Regions from separate parts of the Homo sapiens genome. Here all the other regions are linked to region 1. Evidence: chromatin loops called from intact Hi-C (ENCODE). Cell type or tissue: dorsolateral prefrontal cortex. All regions are shown on one strand. Region 1 has its middle 3.1 kb from the start of LINC00940. Region 2 has its middle 7.3 kb from the start of MIR3649. Region 3 has its middle 13 kb from the start of CACNA1C-IT2. Region 4 overlaps WNT5B (Wnt family member 5B). Region 5 overlaps WNT5B (Wnt family member 5B).

Region 1 (4,000 bases):
ACAGAAAGGAATACCATCAACATTAACAAAAAGGACGTCCACGCAAAAACCCCATCCGAAGGTCATCAGTGTCAAAGATAAATCCACGAAGATGGGGAAAAAACAGTGCAAAAAGGCTAAAAATTCCAAAAACCAGAATGCCTCTTCTCCTCCAAAGGATCACAACTCCTCGCCAGCAGGGGAACAAAACTGGATGGAGAATGAATTGACAGAAGTAGGCTTCAGAAGGTGGGTCGTTACAGACTCCTCCAAGCTAAAGGAGCATGTTCTAACCCAATGCAAGGAAGCTAAGAACCTTGAAAAAAGGTTACAGGAACTGCTAACTAGAATAACCAGTTTAGAGAAGAACATATATGACCTGATGGAGCTGAAAAACACAGCACGAGAACTTCGTGATGCATACATAAGTATCAGTAGCCGAATTGATCAAGCAGAAAAAAGGATATCAGAGATTGAAGATCAACTTAATGAAATAAAGCGTGAAGACAAGATTAGAGAAAAAAATGAAAAGGATGAACAAGGCCTCCAAGAAATATGGGACTATGTGAAAAGACCAAACCTACATTTGATTGGTGTACCTGTAAGTGATGGGGAGAATGGAACCAAGTTGGAAAACACTCTTCAGGATATTATCCAGGAGAACTTCCCCAACCTGGCAAGGCAGGCCAACATTCAAATTCAGGAAATACAGAGAACACCACAAAGATACTCCTCGAGAAGAGCAACCCCAAGACACATAATTTTCAGATTCACCAAGGTTGAAATGAAGGAAAAAATGTTAAGGGAGGCCAGAAAGGTCAAGTTACCCACAAAGGGAAGCCCATCAGACTAACAGTGGATATCTCTGCAGAAACCCTACAAGCCAGAAGAGAGTGGGGGCCAACATTCAACATTCTTAAAGAATAGAATTTTCAGGGGCCAGGCGCGGTGGCTCACACCTGTAAGCCCAGCACTTTGGGAGGCTGAGACAGGTGGATCACGAGGTCAGGAGATCGAGACCATCCTGGCTAACACGGTGAAACCCTGTCTCTACTAAAAATACAAAAAATTAGCCGGGCATGATGGAGGGCGCCTGTAGTCCCAGCTACTCGGGCGACAGAGCGAGACTCCGTTTCAAAAAAAAAAAAAGAATAGAATTTTCAACCCAGAATTTCATATCCAGCCAAACTAAGCTTCATAAGCGAAGGAGAAATAAAATCCTTTACACACAAGCAAATGCTGAGAGATTTTGTCACCACCAGGCCTGCCTTTCAAGTGTTTTTGTTTTGTTTTGCTTTTAGAAATCACGTCCTTCAGTACACCTGGTACTAAGAATTGAGCGGGTAGGAAAATTCTTTGCTTAGGTCACTCAGTAAATGCCAAGCTTAGTATGTTTCCTTAAATGTATGGAGCCACTTCAGAAGAATCAGTGTCTCTGTGAGAAGGGCTGTTCTCAGAGCTTAGTTCTTTATTAATAAGTCTGGTGGTTCTTTGAGCAGTGTGTAACTTCCATTGGGGAGCTCCGTGCGCACAGTGCACGCCGACCACCAGGTGGCAGTGTCGTCCCACAAGTTAACCTACAAAGGCTTTAATGAGCCTTTGGAAGTAACGACGGTTTTCTTTTACCAGACAAAGTAAACCTTTCATTTGTAAAAACCCAGTTGGCATGTTTTACCCAATCCTTTGAAGGAAGTTATTTCTAAAGGTATTTATAGCTAGTTTCTAGAGGATAGATGTTCTAGGAGTTGACAAATGGCCCAGATTTCCAGCAACACTTCATCCATCCCAGCCCATGAAGCAGCAGGATGTGCCCGCCTAAGCTTCCGAATGGATAGTATATCACCCTTAGCAGAACACGCTGAGGCGGAGGGCACAGGAGATTGTCACTGTGATGTTCAGGGCGTCATGATCTGCAAGCTGTGTAGCAGATCGAGTTTTATGTTCGCAGAGATGAGGAGCTTAATCTTGGAAGGAGTCAGAAGAGCCCCTGCCAAGTTGTTAAGAGTATCTATGGGAATTCGTCCCTGCTGAGTATTTGTAATAAATAAAGCTTTGCGTTTCAATAGCACTTCTTATTCTCGGATAATAAAAAGATCTTCGATTACTGCACAGCCGACAGGTGTTTTATTCTCATTTTATAGTTCATAAAATGGAAGCGTGAGGAAAACAGGTTTCCCTACCGTTTCTGAGACCTGGGCTTGGACTTTAAGCTCTAGACCTTTGTTCAGCCACAGCATCGAGTGAAAGCATTGTTAGAACACCACCTCCCCTACTCTCCCGCAGGAGGGTGCTTTTTCTTGTGAAGAGAAAGGGTGGGTGGAAAAGGGATTGACTGTTACTGAACCCCTGTTATGTGCCAGACCTTGGCGAGGAGTCTGCTGTGTTACCCTCCAACATTTAGGAAGGGGTGAGTTCTTTTGTTTCGTTGGTATCTCCTACAACATCTAACATAGTGATAAACCATGCAAAGTTTTCACAAAACACTTGAAATTAATAATTGCATATATGGTATCTCAATATTCTTATAAGGAGAACAGGGCGAGGACAGAGACACACTTGGATCTGTTATTCAAAGTCAGTGATCATAGTGCTTGCCTCAGCGATACATGCACAAAAATGGGACAAAATCAATGATCTGATTAACTGCTGGATTCAAAGTCAGTGATCGTAGTGCTTGCCTCAGCGATACATGCACAAAAATGGGGCAAAATCAATGATCTGATTAACTGCTGGCAACCTTAACAATGTATCTTTGATCTTAATTACATGTTTAGAGTTGCTTCGCTAGCTAAGGAGAGATGAATTCCATACTTAATGTTCCTAACGTATTTGCAGTAGCAAATGGCTAATTTCATGAAATATTTATTCTTTTGCTTCAGAACCGAGTAAATAAAACAGAAAGAATATCAGTTGCCGTACCTAATGTGAGAAGGTGCCCATGTTCTGATGCGACGGGGGAACAAACCCAAGCCCAGCATGGTCAGACCTGCCCTGCAGGCTTCAGTCGGGCCTTTCTAGGTCAACACCACAGTCATCTGTTTTGAAAAATAATAAATTCTCCATCCTTTACTGGAATACATCATTTTGAAAGGGACAGGCCCAATTCATTTAGACCAAAGACGAAGTCACCCTTCAAAGGGCAGTTGGTGATGGAGTGCTTATTTCTTCTATACAGCAAAGCAGATGAGAGTGTCTTTGTACAAAAGGACTTTCTCTAGTGAGTCCAAGAAATAGATCAAAAGGGTTATCTAAGGCACCCAAAGCTAGATTTCATAAATAAATGGGCTTTTCTTCTTCCCACTCAGCCCAAATTCTGAGAACATCATGGACGCCACTCCTTAGGTGCCACTGGCTCCCAGGCAGCAGTTTTCACCTGATTGAATCTCAGGTGCAGCCCTGAGATTTCTGTTCGTAGAGGCAGCCTTATCCAGTGCAGTGGGCTTCAGCCTGGTAGACGTTCCAGAAGCCAGAGCCGTCCGGTGTGGGGAAGAGCACCCAGCTATGGAGTCACACAGATCCGCCTTCAACTCCTGAACAAACACATCTTTGGGATGTTGTTTTCTCACTTAGAAAATGAAAGACCCTCACAAGGTCCATATGAGGATTAAATGGGAGCAACATATGGCAGACAGCCCCTCTGTGCCATGACTGTGGTGCGGGGGCCATGCTCCAGTTGTTGGGAGAGGCCCGCAGCTGCTGGGCCGGCCTTTGTTTGCCATCTACCAGGACCTGAGTGTTCAGCCTGGCATTGGCACTTAGGGATCTGTGGCCGCCTTGCTTTACCGCGTTCTCCCCCTCATTTCCTTATCAATGGAATGAAAACAGTAACACTTCTCCCTTCCTTATGAAGGAAGTGCCACAGCTCTTTAAGAGGTCCACATACCCAGCAGTATATTACTTGTAACATACCATGTCGGTATTGTTCTTGCCCCTGCCGTTATGGGTAAAGCACCACCTTAATTGCAAGGCGGGAGAAGGCAGTGCTATTTGATAGGATTTGTACTTCCTGGATCTTCTGAAA
Region 2 (4,000 bases), 290 kb after region 1:
GGCCGGAAGAGCAGATTGGAAAAGGGAGTTCAGAAGCTTAGTCCATGGTCCTGTCCGCTCAAGATCAGACATGCTTGGAGCTCTGCTGAATTTTAATCTTCACTCTTATTCAAAACCATTGACTCCTAACGCCTGGGAAAGCCAGTGGAGAGAGGGCTTCCCTCTGAGTAAATTCGAGGGAAGCATGTGGTAGAGAATACCCATGGCTGTCTTGTAAAATGAAGCCCCCAGGCACCAGCTCTAAATTCCCTACCGAATGTGACTTACTCATCTAGTTCCATCGTCCAAGGCCCCAGTTTTCTCTTTGCTTCAATATGTACATCAATATACTATCTTCAACTTTTGTAGCATTTTCTATGCTGTTTAGCCCTGTATGCATTATCTGTTTCCTTTTTTTTTTTTTTTTTTTTTTGAGACAGGGTCTCACTGTAACCCCAGGCTGGAGTGCAGTGGCACGATGATGGTTCACTATAGCCTTGAACTCCTAGGCTCAAGCAATCCTCCCACCTCACCCCCGGCCAGTAGCTGGGACTACAGGTATGTGCCACCATGCCTGGTTTTTTTTTTATACAGGGTCTCACTGTTACCCAGGCTGGAAGGAATGCAGTGGCGTGATCATGGCTCACTGCAGCCTCGAACTCTTGTGCTCAGGTGATCCTCCCACTTTTGCCTCCTGAGTAGCTGGGACTACAGGCAGGCACCACCATGCCCAGCTAATTTTTTGTGTTTTTTTAATAGAGACAGGGTCTCACTATGTTGCCCAGGCTGGTCTCGAACTCCTAGACTCATGCAATCCGTCTACTTCAGCCTCCCAAAGGGCTGGGATTACAGGCATAAGCCACTGCATTCAGCCTTTTTTTTTTTTTTTTTTTTTTTTTTGTGGAAACAGGGTCTCACTGTGTTGCTCAGGCTGGTTCAAACTCCTGGTCTCAAGTGATCCCCCTGCCTCAGCACCCCCAAAATCTTGGGATTGCAGGCATGAGCCACCGCACCTTGCCTGTTTACTTTAGATTTGGGATCCCCAAGTTCCCCCTGCCATATGCCCCTACCAAATGAAATCTCTCTAGTCACTCTTCTCATTCAACATTCATGGTGGCAAGACGAGGAAGATTATTGTACACTCCCTGAGACTTAGAAGGAAATGGGCACCTGTTATTTCAGCTGACCAGATTCCTTACCCAGAAATCCACCTGAAAGAGGTCTGGAGTCAGCATGAATTACTAGCTGTGTGAGGTGAGGGATGCCGCTTCACCACTCTGAGTGTTAGCTTTCCCATCTGAAACACGTGGATAATATTGGCTACACTGCAGAGGCCCTGAGAGGATTACATGTAATGTATGTAAAGCAGCTGGTACACAGTAGTACTCAATAAATGGTAGCTATAATTATTACTCACCTCCTTCATCATAATCTTCAAGCATGAAAAGTACTGTGGGTGTCTTGAGGGTCCAGCCGAGCAGGACAAGGCATTCCTTTCATGTTTTCTTTCCTAACTGCATTGCCCTCCTCACTCATTCTTTTAAAACTAAGTAAAATAAGACTGACCTAATTCTTCCCACATTTATCCAAATGAAAAATCTAGAACTCAGCTTTGCTGCTCTCCAGATTCTGTTTTCTGCCATCAATCCGCAAGGACACACCACCCAACTTTTTTTTAAATTTACAATTTTTTTTTGAGACAGAGCCTTGCTCTGTCGCCCAGGCTGGAGTGCAGTGGCATGGTCTCCACTTACCACAACCTCTCCCTCCCAGTTCAAGCGATTCTCCTGCCTCAGCCTACTCAGTAGCTGGGATTACGGGGGTGCAGGCTACCACACCTGCCTAATTTTTTTGTATTTTTAATAGAGATAGGGTTTCACCTTGTTGGCCAGGCTGGTCTCGAACTCCTGACCTCAAGTGATCCCCCCCCCCCCCCGCTTCGGCCTCCCAAAGTGCTGGGATTACAGGTGTGAGCCACCGCGCCCAGCCAAAAAAAAAAAAAAAAAAATGTTTTTTTGAACCAAGGTGCGGGCCAGAGCTATTCGGCTAGAACTGAGAAGATAGCGACACTGTGTGGTCACATGCAGAACTGCAGACCAGTCTGGAGTGGGTTCCAGGCTGATCATTTGCTCCGACCTAAGGCCGTGATATCTGTCAGATGAGACGTTAGGTCCATTAAAAAGTTTACTTGCATGTTAGAAAATAAAATGAGGAAGGAAACATAGCACCTAAAAAGCGTGAGTGTAATTATTTCCTATTTCACAGACGTGTCCTGCCTGTCATAGCATTCAAGGTCTATATGGCTTTTGCTGTCAAAACAAAAAGGACAAAAGAAGGCCAGCCACAGGGCGTAAGTCAGTTTTCTTTCTTTCTTTCTTTCTTCTTTTTGAGACAGAGTTTCGCTGTATTTGCCCAGGCTGCTGGAGGTGCAATGGTGCCATCTCAGCTCACTGCCACCTCCGCCTCCCGGGTTCAAGCGATTCTCCTTGCCTCAACCTCCCAAGTAGCTGGGATTACAGGCACCCACCACCACGCCCGGCTAATTTTTGTATTTTTTAGTAGAGACGGGGTTTCACCATGTTGGCCAGGCTGGTCTCGAACTCCTGACCTCAGGTGATCCGCCTGCCTTGGCCTCCCAAAGTGCTGGGGTTACAGGCGTGAGCCACCACACCCGGCTGTAAGTCAGTTTTCAAATGCCTGCTGGGTGCCCCCAAGAGCCGTGGAAGATTTGCAGAAACATCCTGGCAACCCTTACCCCTCTCAGGTCTTACTTTTTGGCATGCTCAGACCTTGAAGAATGAGGAAAATGTATGAAGGAAGCAATTGATACTGTAGAGTGGTCCTGTCAGAGGGAAGATACCTTTAAATCATCCACAGGGATGACTGGCCTTCAAATACAGCTCAGTATTGAAAAATGAATGCACCTGCAGGGCAGAATACCAGCCAGGGGCTGTCACTGACTCTAGTCTATTCTCTGCTTCTTAGCAACTTGGCTGCCTGAACCCTGCAAGGTAGATGAATGGGTGTGTGTCCTATCCTGGGTTATTCAGAGAACAGAAGCCTTCCTCTTCACACTAGTGGGCTCAGGTTTTTCCTTATTTTAGACAATCCTCAGGACTTGTTCCATAATTATGCATTTTCACAGATAAAAGACTCCTCAGTAAAGCTATCATGAGAATTTCCAGAGTAAATACTTAGGGGTCTCATTCACACCAACTGGATTATGTGTTCTCTGGATCTAACCATCCGCCGAGAAATTTATGAGAACGTGAGCAGTTCCTCTCACCTTGATGAGTTCTTCAGCCCCTCCACTCATTGACTTGAACTGCTGCAAAGTCATGCAATGGTGGACAGAGCCCTGACCAGAAGCCCCTCCTGGGAATCTGGGACAAGGACCAGGAGAGATTCAGAGTCCCTTCCTGGGGCTGGAACTGTGAGAGAGAGAGAGAGAGAGAGAGAGAGAGAGAGAGAGACCTCAGAGGAGAGAGGAGGAAGGGAGAGGGATCCAGAGGTGTCCAGGTCAGCTCCTGAAGACCCTGGCGTCTTTGAGACTCTTGGGACCCTCATGTCATACTCCTTCTTCATAATCTGACTCAAATTGGTTTCTATTACTTGCAATTTTGATAGAACAAATGATATGATGGACCACGCAGTTAATCACATTATGCCTCAGTTTCCTTGTCTGTTCATGAAGAAACATCATTCATTCATTCACTCAGCAAATATCTATTGAGTGCTTTCTTTGTGCTAGGCACTGTTGTGGGTGATGGCAGACATAGCAGGGAACAAAAGAGGTATCAAAACTTCCCTTATGAAACGTAACTGCTGCTAAGAAGTCTCTGGAAATAAATATACGAAAGACGTAACTTCCAAATCAGGGACCAGCCGAAGAGCTGGCTGACCCAACAGGCAGAGCACCAATATGGAATGAGGCCAGGGTCACTTCAAACAGTACTCACTCCTTTTGGCTTTACAGTGAGATTGGATCAAAAGGGTTCACCTTTTCTATAGTGTCTGTTCT
Region 3 (4,000 bases), 95 kb before region 1:
TGGTCTCTTGCCGCTGGTGTGGAGCCTTTGTTTTGCTGTTAGCAAACCTTCCTCCCAGGGTACCCCGAATCCTCCTGTGCTAACCCCTCCAGTGTCAAGACTAAGCAGCTACTCTGTAGCCCATTTCCTCATCTGGTCACTAAAGGGTTACCTGATAATGACTTAAGGTATAACCCTTCCTAGGGCATTTGCTTTTTAAAGATAGGAAAGGGGAGGCTGGGCGCCGTGGCTCATGCCTGTAATCCCAGCACTTTGGGAGGCCGAAGAGGGCAGATCACAAGGTCAGGGGTTCAAGGCCAGCCTGACCAACATGGTGAAACCCTGTCTCTACTAAAAAGACAAAAATTAGCCGGGCGTGGTGGCGCATGCCTGTAATCGCAGCTACTGGGGAGGCTGAGGCAGGAGAATCTCTTGAACCCGAGAGGCAGAGGTTGCAGTGAGCCAACATCGCACCTACAGCCTGTGTGACAAAGCAAGACTCTGTCTCAAAAAAAAAGATAGGAAAGGGGAGGGAGGATGAAAATCCACTGTCCCATACAACTGCCCTCTGCTGGGTGTTCATTTCTGAGCTCTCCAGAGCTAGAGGCTGGGGCAGCACCCACAAAGCCTGATTCCCCTTTTCTGTGCAATAGATGATCAGAGCGCCTACCCTGAAGTGACTTCTGGAAGGTCCAGCTGTGAGTGGCCCAGCCCACTCCACTGCTCATTCCTTCCCACGGCCCACTCAGACACTAAGGGATAGATGGCTTTCTGGACTAGGTCTACGTGGCATCATTTCAGATTTCAGCTACACGCTTTTCAATGCAACAAAGCGTTATTATTTCCACTAAGTATTGAATTGCACACGATACCAATGCAGCACTTGTCTAAAAGCTATGACATTTGAGAAGTCCTTGGGAACCATCCCTAACTCACCCTCCAACCCCATTTACCAGTAAAGAAAATAAACCCCAAAGAAGGTGTTACAAGAGATAACTTATTCACAAGACCGCAAAATTAGCACCAGAATCCTCTCCTCCCCTGAAGCAGAAGAGCCACAGCGTCTACCCTCAAGGAAAAAGACTTAAATCACAACGGTGGAGATTTAGATCCGGCATAAAGAAGAACTCGCTGGTAATGAACATGATTAAATACTAGAACAGACAGCCACAGGGAATTGTGAAATCGTCCTCCCCAGAGATATTTTAAAATAGGACAGTTAACCATCTGTCTGAGATGGTTTAAGTACCGTCCTGCCTCGGAAGTAGGAAAATAATAAGATGATCCCCTCACCTGTCGCATTTGTGGTTCTATAGGCACACCTGGCTGCAGGTGCACATATTATGGGGATCCCAGCTTGAATCTGGGCTGTGTCCCCTAGTGGCACTCAGATGAGTCCGCGCACTTACACAGCGTGGGAGGCCCACAGGGCTCTGTTGAGGTTGGGTGGGAAGGTGTCTGCACAGAAGAGGTTCGCACAGGAGATTCTGGGGAGAAAAGAAGGGAGGAGGAAGAAATGGAAATGTCTATTTCCCTGCACCCCATCACCTCCCGGCCGCTTGTAGCACCATCCTACCCACTCCCTGCCTTGCAAGCCTCATGACTGCCCCTCTTGCAGACAGAACCCAGGGGCTCCAAGAAACAGAGCCCTTCTTTGTTTCCAAATGACATCGCACATCATCCGGTAAGAGGAAAGAATGGTTTTCTCGTTTCCTTAAAACATCCAGAATGGCTCCGGCCAGGTGCAAATGACAGGAAAACGGCCTCCTTCAGGACTTGGAAGGTGGCAGTTCTGGAGCAGCAGGAGAACGTGCCTTGGCGCAGACGCCGGCGCCCCGCGGAGGGCCCGGGCACACGCGCCGGCGCAGGGGAGGCCACGCCCCCGGGCCTTGCGGTCTCCGCGCATCTCCGCGCACCAGCAGGGGGCGCCGGCACCTGAGGTGGACGACGGGGCTGTCGCGGTTGCGGCTCTGAACCGGCGTCGGCCTTTACCGTTTCCACGTGTGCCGCTTCCAGTGCCCAGACCTCCTTCTCCTCTTCACCCCCTCGCCTCGCCAGCTCCTAAGGCTTCTTCCCCTGTCCCGCAAAGTTGGATTCGGTGTCCCATAGCATCCTGTACTTTCCTAATTATATTTACACACAGAATGAAAATCACCTGTCTGCCTGTCTCTCCCCATTCCCATCTATAGATTCCTTGCACAGGGACTATCTGTTATTCACAGCTATATCTGCAGAGCCTGGCACGAAGGAGGCACTCCGAAAGGTGTTTTTTGAAGAAGTGAGTACATACATGAATGGGAAACTACGAGCTTAAATCACACTAGATGAGCCAGTTAGCCCTCGAATTATTTCAAAGTCGTCGGATATTGAACCAGCATATTACACTGGCCTTCTCTTTGAGCTGTGTGCTGGGGAAGTTTACTTTAGAGTAATAAAACAGAAAGTATTAAGAGGGACTCTTAGTATTAAATACCCACCACAGTACCCTCAACCTTAGTACCTCAGCCTCTGCCTGAGACCTCCGAGGGATGGAAATGCAGCCCCAGCTGGGCTTGTTCATCCCATCTCTGGACAACTCTGACCATGAGCAAGTTCTTTATCAGGTTGCGTGGAATCTCGTTCCTCTGACATCTTCCCTGTAGTTCTCTTTCAGTTATCTGGCATCTCACGGAGAAAGTGTACTCCCTTCCACACACCAGGGAGGCTTACAAAAAGGAACACGGCCTTGGATCTAAAAGGACTTGGATGTGGCAAAATCTTAACTTTCCCACACTAAGCATGTGAGTTTGGGCGAGTCACTGAACCGCTCTCTTCAAGCCTCAGTTTCATCATCTGTATAATAGGAATAAAGATATCCACCTCATGGGGTTGCTGTGAGGATTAAAATGAGTTAGTATGTTCCAACGGCCTAAGGTGTAGCAGATGTTAAAAATGTGGTCGTTATTATTATTAATAAATGTTGCAATACAGTTACTGTATTCTCTTCCTCCCCTCTCTACGAATCTTTGCTTCTCTAGGCCAGAACATGAGCCACTCTCCCATCCTCTTCCATGCTCCTCTGTCTTTCTCTGTCAGTGCTTCTCTCGGAACATGCTGCCAGCACTAAGCTGTCTTCGAGGGCAGTATGGCCAGGGCCAGGCAAACTCTCACCACCTCTATTTGGAATGCTAGACATCTATTCACGGTGCCTACATTTACTTTAACTTTATTGGCAGCTGCATCTGCTGAGGTTCCTGGGCATTTTGACTATGTTATTCTCACTTCTCTAGAGGGATGTTTGCTGGAGATTTGACCTGGGGAATGATTTTAAATGAGAGCGAGCTGGGATGTTGTTGTTGTTTTGTTGTTGTTGTTGTGTTGTTGTTTTCTCATGTTTTAGCATGAGGTTGCCAGAAAAACTTTGTCCTTAGGATTATACTGTGAATCATGTCCAAAGCTCTGAACACAATGCCCCCAAGCCCCAAGGACTCTGAGACTCCAGGAGACATATAGCCCAGAGGAGTGGAGATGAAGCTCCATTTTTCAGGAAAGAAGGGACAGTCGGCCTTATGTGTTTTGAAGATGTAAACATAGCCTGGGTTTGGAGAGAAAATGGGATCCATGTCCTGGGTTCCAGGGTGTCGGATGCCAGAGCTGCCCCCTCAGCATCCCAGGATAGACTTGCAGGCCAGGTGGTGGCCGAGCACATGGGCGGACTTGAGCCTGCAGAGGGCGGGCATCATGGGGGCATCTGTGTCAGGGCCAGAAAGAGGACCCAGCTGGACACAGAGACTGGCTTCACTTGTTCTGGGACATCCTGTCCACACCTTCCTCAGGGTTCCTTGTACGTCAAGGAATGGAGAATCAAGCACCTCCCCTCTGGAAGTGGAATGGCCAGCGGAACTCCCCCAGGGTGGGTTAGCTACATCACTGCACCTAACCAGGCACTGCCTGTCAGTGTCATAGGCTCACCTGGCATTTTACTCCACCACCCCCTACCTTCAGTTTAAAACCCTTCTGATCAAACTGGGAAACATTAATT
Region 4 (4,000 bases), 300 kb after region 1:
TTATACAAATATAAAATAGATTTATATAGATTTATATAATATAGACCTTTGTGAGGCAGAGTGCAGGGGGGCCGGGAGCAGGCCCTCCGGGCTATTTACAGATGTACTGGTCCACGATCTCCGTGCACTTCTTACACCTGACGAAGCAGCACCAGTGGAACTTGCAGTGGCAGCGCTCCACCTGCACGCTCTTGAACTGGTTGTAGCCACGCCCGCAGCACATGAGCTCACAGCCATCCATGCCCTCCGAGGTCTTGTTGCAGAGGCGGCCCTGCGTGCCCAGGGAGCCCGTGCTCTCGTTGCGCAGGCAGTAGTCGGGGCTGGGGTCCACATAGACCAGGTCCTCCGGGGTGGGCTGGGTGAAGCGGCTGTTGACCAGCTCCAGCCGGCCCTTGCGGGTGACGCGCATGGCGGCCGCGCTGTCGTACTTCTCCTTCAGCCGGTCCCCGACCTTGCGGAACTCGGCCAGCTGCAGCCAGCAGGTCTTGAGGCTGCAGGACCCCGAGACGCCGTGGCATTTGCAGGCTACGTCTGCCATCTTATACACAGCCTAGGGGAAGAGAAAGAAGGCAGTAAGAAGGAGGATCCCGGTGGAAGAGGCCCAGAGGGTGGCTGGGGTAGCCACAGGCCTAGTACACAGGAGGGGCCGGTAGGGTAGGGGATAGATAGCTTTTCAAATGCATGCAAAGATCTTTCCAAGATGCTCAGGTGCTCAGGGGGAAAACATAAAAGAGGCACCACAGAAAAGAACCCTGGGGCGGCAAGGCAACTTGTCCCCATCAGCCGGGAGGATGGCACCAGGCACTTTCACTTTCTACTCTACTGGTTTCTCATTCCTCAAAACCTGTTACAATCAATGCATCCTTTTCACAATCGGAAAACAAAGATATCTCCATCTTGATCAAAGCCTCAAACAAATAAATAATAACCAACAAAATACAGCCAGGCACTGTGGCTGGTGCCTGTAGTCCCAGCTACTGGGGAGGCTGAGGAAGGAGGATCACTTGAGCCCAGGAATTTGAGGATGCAGCAAGCTATGCTTGTGCCACTGCACTCCAGCCTGGGCAACAGGGCAAGACTCCATCTCTAGAAACAAAGCAAAACAAAACAAAATAACAAAATGTGTCCAGCTTTTGCGTAATAGGAGCACAAGTCAGAAAAAAGAATCCAATTGTATCACAAGCCTATCACAGAAATCACTGGCATAGCCGTGGTTAGCCCAAAACTCTCCCTGATCCTGTCAAATACCCTGAGAATTAAATGGTCCCTTTCCCCATGTTACCATGTAGTCACTAACTCCATAGAGTCATCAGGAGTCTTGCCATACACCATCCATTTGTGAGCAAGACCACCGTCTTCCTCCCGAGCAGCCCCCAGACGCCCCCTTGGGAGAGCTGGAGTAACACAGTGAAGCAACGTGCAAGGGAACTGCAAGCAGCTGGGCCTGCCTGCAGGAGCGGTTCATCTAAAACAAGTCTACCCCAGAAGTCACAGAACCGCCACAACGTGGAGTAGATTTGAACTTGAGTTATCCCAAATCAAAATGTAAAAGCAAGAGCAGACCAGAAAGCTGCTTACAGAGTGCTTTTCAACGGCAGCATGCTGACGCACCATGGCAACCAACCCTGGCAGCAGGCCTAGACGTGCAGATGGCGGGATGAAAACGCAAGCCGGCTGCAGAGCATTTTCTTATGCATGGCTATTGTCACCAACTGAGTCAGGACTCATTTTTCAAGGGTTTCTCTTAGATTTCTTTTCAAGAGCCCCCAGATTGTGTCTTTATTCAGAGCTAAGCAGAGACCACTGCAGGTGCAAGAGACAGCACAGCCATCATCAGTGCATATGACTGTTGGCAAAAGTCTTCCTGAGTTTTTTCTGGTACGGAATTATTCCCACTATTTTATGGTGGAGAAACTGAAGCTCTAGAGAGGCTCACTAACCTCCAAGGCCACCCAGAAAGGACTCAGAATAACAAGCACTTATCCACTCCAATCTCGGGGCTTAAAGCTGGCTTAGAGCAGAGGAGGAAGGAAGGCTCTCCCCAAGGTTAAAGGCACCAGCACTTAGCCGGGCAGCTCCAGGTCCAAGACATAAAGGAACTGACACCCCATCCTGACAGACACTTCAAAGATGGGGCCTGCAATGACCCTTCCATCCCAAATGCCCTGGGTCTGAGCTGCAGCCTGACATTCCTCTGGAAATGGTCCTTGGCTTAGAGATGGATGACAGGCGTCTGGCACTGCTGAGAGGAGGAAACATTAAGGGTTGGAAACTGTGCACTTTGCCACTTAGCAACTCGGAGCACGGATAAGCATCTCTTGCAGGGGCAAACACTCAGACAGAGTTGGGGAAGGAGAGTCGGAGCAAGACCCTGCAGGGCAAGGACCAGAATTTTAGGAAAACAAATCCAAGAGGAAGTGCACCAGCTTAAACACCCCCTCCATCCTTCCCTGAATTCAAAGACATTGTAGAGATAGGAATATCTGCAATTTTTTTCATATTTTACTACTGATTTTATATATATATATGTATATATACAAAATCTCCTTTTGTAGATATATATATATATATATAGGCTCCTTTTGTAGGCGATAGGGGGAAATGCCGATTTTCAGCCCAGACTGCTAATTCAAAAAGCAAAAAAAAAAAAAAAAAAAGCTTTCAAAAATGTTTTAGTTCGCCGGGCATGGTGGCTTATGCCTGTAATCCCAGCACTTTAGGAGGCCAAGGCGGGCGGATCACCTGAGGTCGGGAGTTCAAGACCAGCCTGACCAACATGGAGAAACCCCGTCTCTACTAAAAATGCAAAATTAGCCCAGGCGTGGTGGCACATGCTTGTAATCCCAGCTACTAGGGAGGCTGAGGCAGAAGAATCGCTTGAACCTGGGAAGCAGAGGTTTGCAGTGAGCCGAGATCGCGCCATTGCACTCCAGCCTGGGCAACAAGAGCGAAACTCCGTCTCAAAAAAAAAGAAAAAAGTTTTAGTTCTACGATCTGTCCCTGGAAAAGCGCCTCTCAGCTCCTCTTCCACTTCTATCTAATGGTGTGCTGAGCCTGGTGACAGACAGGAATGTTACAGGATTAGGCACCAGGCTTTTATCTGGAAAATGCTTAGAAATCCTTGAGTGGCAAAACACCATCAGCCACTGGTGTTGCCGCCACCGTCTAAGAAGGAGCTACTAGATGCTCTTGCAGGCCAAGAGAAACTTCTGGCAAAGTAGCCTAAGATTTACTCTGTGTCAAGACATCAGATCCTGGATAATCTTTTTTTCTTTTTAATATGGTTCTAAAATACTTGTCTATTTTCCATCCCAGCCATCACTCAGTCCTTGCTGGAGAACTTTGTGTGTAGGTGTGAGGAGGCAAGCAGTGAATACCTCTGGCCTCAGATGGTGACTGATGGCCGAGGCCTGTTCCTTGGAGAGAGGATAAAAAATAAAGGGGGCCAGGAATTCCCAACCTGAAGCAGGCAGAGGCAAAGGGAGAGATAAGGAGTTAAGGAAGAGGAGAGGTGTGGGGCCTGAAGGAAGGGGCTAAGCGGGGAGACAGACAGGGAAGGTGAGCAAGCCAGGAACAAGCCTGATGGGAGGGAAGGCTGCCAGATAACAGCCCGGACAAGACAACAAACAATTAAGGGCAATAAAGTGAGACCCAGCAGCAGGGGAAAGGGGAAGAGTGGGTGTCACCTGCCTGATCACAGGCACGTGCAGACACCACAGCGCAGCTCAGCAGAGCCACAAGCAGCCTCCGTGAATCTGACCTCTCCCGAGGAGGCAACACGGAACTCCTCTGTGTATATCCATTTGTCCCACCCACATACAGCACATACAGGGTTGAAGCAAAGGGGCAGAGAGGGCAATCCCTGCCCACAGGAACCTACCGCCAACCTACCAAGGCAAAGGTAGATAGAGTAAGGAATACCTGAGAAGAGCAAGAATGCCCGATTGAAGATCAGGTGGGAGAAAAACTACTAACAATGGGGACTGGGGAGGGCAGTGTT
Region 5 (4,000 bases), 310 kb after region 1:
CGCCTAGGGTTGGGGGTTGGGGTACGCAGAGTGACAGTTAACGGGTGTGCAGTTTCTCTGTGGAGCGGTGAAAATGTTATGGGATTAGACAGTGCTGATAGTTGCACAGCCTTGTGAATATGCTCAAAGCCACTGAATTTACACTTTAAAATGCTGAATTTCATGGTATGGGAGTTATGTATCTCAATAAAGCTGTTATAAGAAATAACAAATGATACTTATAGGGACTTAGATATGGAGAGAAGGGAGTGATTCTTAGCAGGAAACAGATTCAATCCTGATCTCAGAGATTAAACCAGGCAGAATCCCAGAGTCTTGTCTTGGAAGGTAGAAAGGGAAGCAGTCTGCAATCAACCGAGAGGTCTAGAGAAATCTCTCCCTTGGCCCTACTTCTTGATTATCTGGGCATGACACAGTGAAGTTTACAAACAGACCATGCTGAGTGAGTCCGTTTTTCTCTATTAACCAGTGGCTGGCTTCTGGTCAGTTGTGAAATAGGAATAGCCCAAGAAAAACCGAAATGATGGCAGGAAGTTACACTCATGATTCAGCCGACAGGACCCGGTCTACGGGGCTCAGAATGTGACAAGGAGCACTGGGGATGGTAAGATGGCCAAAGAGCCTCTCAGGGAGGAGGGTCTGGGCCCCACTTTGAGGAATTCATCTCCTTAAAATGCAGCCTCAACCACCTGACATGGCATCCTGGAACGGAGGGAGCCTCCCAAGCTTCAGCCCCGAGCTACCCTCCATAGCCACCGGAAGCTTTCCCTCTACACAGTTCCTCAGACCAGTGGGCTAGGTTTTCAAAGCAATCCATTCCATCTTTTTCAAATGACTCCAATCACCAGAATGCTCCTTCTTGTATTAAGCTGAAATACGCCTCCTTATGATTCCTGCCTGCTGCACTTGCACTCTGCTATAATCCCTTTCCCATTTGACAGCTCTTCAGTGTTTGAAAACAACTATTAAGCCTTTTACGTTTTCACTTTTCCAAGCTACATATGTCTGATTTATTTCTATCATTCTTTAGCAAACATGCTTTTCAGAGTTGAATCAGCCTTCTCAGAATTGCCTTCTAAAATCACGTACCTGCAGCTGAACTAACACACCAGACGTTCTGTACTCTGACAGTTCGAACCTATCATGACTGTTTGGGATCCTGATTTGTCCTCCGGTGCGCTGCCTGCCTCTTTCAGTCGGGTCTTCATCAGAAGCTGAGTGTGGGCAGCTCTGCCTTCACGGGGCAGCCTTTGGGCCCTTGGGTAAGCCTACTAAGTACCATCTACTGTTGCTACCTTCAGCAAGAAAGAGATAATTCGGGGCTTCAGAATGGATAAGCAACGTGGGGGTTTATCTATATACGCAACAGTTCAGGTTGAATCTCTAACCATCTCAAGAATAAACGGCTAAAAAAAAGCAGCCGTGAGCTACTAGAGGGACATGCGTCTTTTCCCTACAGGAGACAGCAGAACAATTTCATGCCCTCTCTGTTCCATAGCAGCCCAAGTTGCCTCCAAACTCCCTAGGCAGAAGCTGGGCAACGGGCCGAGGCTCCTCCGAGCTGCTCTGCCGCCCTCTGGTGACCGACTTTTGCAGCAGCTTCAAAGGAGAAAGGAAGCCTTAGACGGTCCTTCTCAAGATAGGGAGAGGGAGGACTCACCAGGAGCTACTCTGGGCTCAGGGGGGAGGAAGGGAGGACAGCCTCCTAGGTAGCATGAGCCTTCAGTGATGCTATAAAAAGGAAGGGGGAAAATTAGGCAAACAGAAGGGTTCCATTTTGTAACGGAATAGGGCACAGAGAGATGGGCTCTCTTCGACAGGGTTTGCTTTCGCTGGCCACCTAGTGCACATCTGAACCCAGCGGAGTGTCTTTTCCTGCCAACCCCTTTCTTTCCTAAAGTACAGCCTCACTTTGGGGCCTTTATGCACACGAAATACACATGAAAAGGATCTAGCCAACATCAGGCCTACTTTAGGTCTTCAATAAACATTAACTCCACTGAAGAGATTAGAGGAGACTCTGCACCTGGGCCGTCCTAGTTTCATTGCCCAAAACGCAGGGCAGGAAGTGCTGCCAAGATTTTCGCCAGAAAGAAGAGACAAGTGCCAGGTGGGTTTGAGAAGAATCAATAAACTATGAGTAAATCCCACTAAAACCCCAAGTCTACTCTTTTGGGAAAGCTGCCCCAGGAACACTAGGACCTTCCTTTTATGCACCCTGAGTTGATACCGAAGGAAGCAAGAGAGCAGCAAGTTTCAATGTGTACTTTTCCCATCTTTAATTCCCTCTCTCTCTTTAGAAAAAAAAAATTTTTTTTATAGAGACAGAGGTCTCACTATGTTACCCAGGCTGGTCTTGAACTCCTGGCCTCAAGGAATCCTCCTGCCTCAGCCTCCCAAGGTGCTGGGATTACAGGCGTGAGCTACTGCATTGGGCATTACTTCTCAATATGGGACAGAGAGGGTAGGGAAAGAGGTCTGGAATAAGTGGGAGGGGGAAGGAGCCTTCCAAGTATCCTCCCTAAGAGAGGAGCACGAAGAAATCTCTACCTCCCCAACTCCCCTCCCAGGCTGAAATCCCTCTCTGGGGAAACTCCAGCCTCAGGTAACCTTTTGAAGGGAGGTGTTCTGGGAGAATGTCAGGCAGAAGGAACACAGCATTCTAACACTTCCCTTTTATGGCCCTGGGGATAAGACCCAGTAGAATAGGGCCGGATTTCTCAATTTCTTGCCAGAGAGGAGAGGATTGCATTTCAAAAGGACCTAAAACAATTAGACCTCAGATCACACCTCCATCTAAGCAATAGGGTGGCCCAAGAATCCTTGGCCAGCAGTGGGAGAGGGGAAGGGACAGGAATCCAGAAGACTTGGCCCTCTCCCTCTCATCTTTTCTTTCGTCTGACCCCTTCCCCCATGTTCACACATCTCTTTCAAAAGAAAAAGCTGGGACTGGATGGGGTTGGGTTAGTGACAGCTATCAACACTTTGGCCGACATTTCTATCTCTCTGTCAAAGGTTGAAGTGGAAGAGGCAAAAATCCAACAGACATTCAGGGCTGCAATTTCTGGTTCTCTACCCAAGGCTCTTTTTTGCACTGAGACACAAAGGCAGTGGCGGTGGGCGGCTCTCCTAATCCACTCTAAGTCAACTCAGATGTCCTGCCCCCTCTCAGTGAGTCCCAAGCAACCTGCCCCCTCTCAGTGAGTCCCAAGCAACCTGCCCCAAGTGAGGCTGGAAGGCAGAGAGCTAGAGGAACATCAAGCGTGTGGTTTCTGCAGCCTCCCAGAGCCTGCTTCCTCGTGTGCCTCTCTCGTGGTGCACACTGCTGCCAAGCCTAGAGAGAGCCCACTTAGGCTGCCTTTGGGCTCTCCCTGTGCCAGTCCTGAGAGAGCTTAATTGCTCCCAAACGAGACGAGTGCAGTTCCTTGGCCGAGCCCTCTTGTAATGGCCTCTTACCTATCTGCATGACTCTCCCAAAGACAGATGCGTTGTCCGCTGTGCTGCAATTCCACCGCCGCTGCCGGAACTGGTGCTGGCATTCCTTGATGCCAGTCTTGGCTCCCTCCCCTATGTAGGCCATGTGCTCCTGGTACAATTGGCACAGCTTCCTCTGGCCAGGGGAGAGCCCGGGAAGCTGACTGCACACGGGCTGGGCACCGATGATAAACATCTCGGGTCTCTGCACCGGGTTCAAAGCTAATGACCTAGGACAGCAATCCAGAAAGGGGAAAAAAAGGCCCAGGAGTGAGCATACGCCTGTGTGCAGCATTAAGTCATTCATTCAACACATTTATTGAATGCGTCCCTGTGTACAAGGCCCTGGAAAGAAAAATTAGTAAATCAGAGTGCTGGCCTTCAAAGGACAAACTGAAGGAATCTGAGGCATGAACACAAAGGACATGCGAGATGCCAAATGCCCCAGACAGACTCTGGATATGCTTCTGGATCTGCTGTGATCAGATAGGAAAATAGCCCTTATGGCTGAAGAGAAGCCTTTATA

The links. A loop is a pair of places that touch in the nucleus more often than their neighbours do. Peaks named below come from ENCODE experiments on the same cell type or tissue, not always from the same donor. Only the 100,000 strongest peaks of a DNase experiment are listed, where the experiment ranks them.
Region 2: a loop joins it to region 1, with 6 times the contacts of the local background. A loop is called at or near these places in 97 of 110 quality-filtered maps.
Region 3: it touches region 1 in a loop (4-fold over the local background); 26 of 110 quality-filtered maps call a loop at or near these places.
Region 4: it touches region 1 in a loop (6-fold over the local background); 101 of 110 quality-filtered maps call a loop at or near these places.
Region 5: it touches region 1 in a loop (6-fold over the local background); 60 of 110 quality-filtered maps call a loop at or near these places.

Annotation. Positions count from the first base shown.
Region 1 is chr12:1,937,718-1,941,717 of GRCh38, reverse strand. It overlaps a transcript of DCP1B not described here. Among named protein-coding and RNA genes, the nearest start is that of LINC00940, 3.1 kb to the right of the region's middle. In dorsolateral prefrontal cortex, CTCF peaks have their summits at 1,330 and 1,534 (motif pointing right); DNase peaks (open chromatin) are centred at 1,527 and 1,817; H3K4me3 peaks cover 545 bases; H3K27ac peaks cover 2,493 bases.
Region 2 is chr12:1,651,056-1,655,055 of GRCh38, reverse strand. No RefSeq gene overlaps it. Among named protein-coding and RNA genes, the nearest start is that of MIR3649, 7.3 kb to the left of the region's middle. In dorsolateral prefrontal cortex, a CTCF peak has its summit at 2,078; a DNase peak (open chromatin) is centred at 2,075; H3K27ac peaks cover 3,794 bases.
Region 3 is chr12:2,032,978-2,036,977 of GRCh38, reverse strand. It overlaps a transcript of CACNA1C not described here. Among named protein-coding and RNA genes, the nearest start is that of CACNA1C-IT2, 13 kb to the left of the region's middle. RefSeq lists a silencer at 1,747-2,036. In dorsolateral prefrontal cortex, CTCF peaks have their summits at 1,694 and 1,895 (motif pointing right); DNase peaks (open chromatin) are centred at 1,527 and 1,897; H3K4me3 peaks cover 1,640 bases; H3K27ac peaks cover 2,317 bases.
Region 4 is chr12:1,642,344-1,646,343 of GRCh38, reverse strand. WNT5B (Wnt family member 5B) reads right to left here. Exons shown (of 5, transcript NM_032642.3): 5 at 1-550. The coding sequence ends at 92. Among named protein-coding and RNA genes, the nearest start is that of WNT5B, 15 kb to the right of the region's middle. In dorsolateral prefrontal cortex, a CTCF peak has its summit at 1,617; a DNase peak (open chromatin) is centred at 1,633; H3K4me3 peaks cover 1,293 bases; H3K27ac peaks cover 2,312 bases.
Region 5 is chr12:1,632,362-1,636,361 of GRCh38, reverse strand. WNT5B (Wnt family member 5B) reads right to left here. Exons shown (of 5, transcript NM_032642.3): 3 at 3,457-3,704. Among named protein-coding and RNA genes, the nearest start is that of WNT5B, 5.1 kb to the right of the region's middle. In dorsolateral prefrontal cortex, a CTCF peak has its summit at 1,571 (motif pointing left); DNase peaks (open chromatin) are centred at 1,561 and 3,546.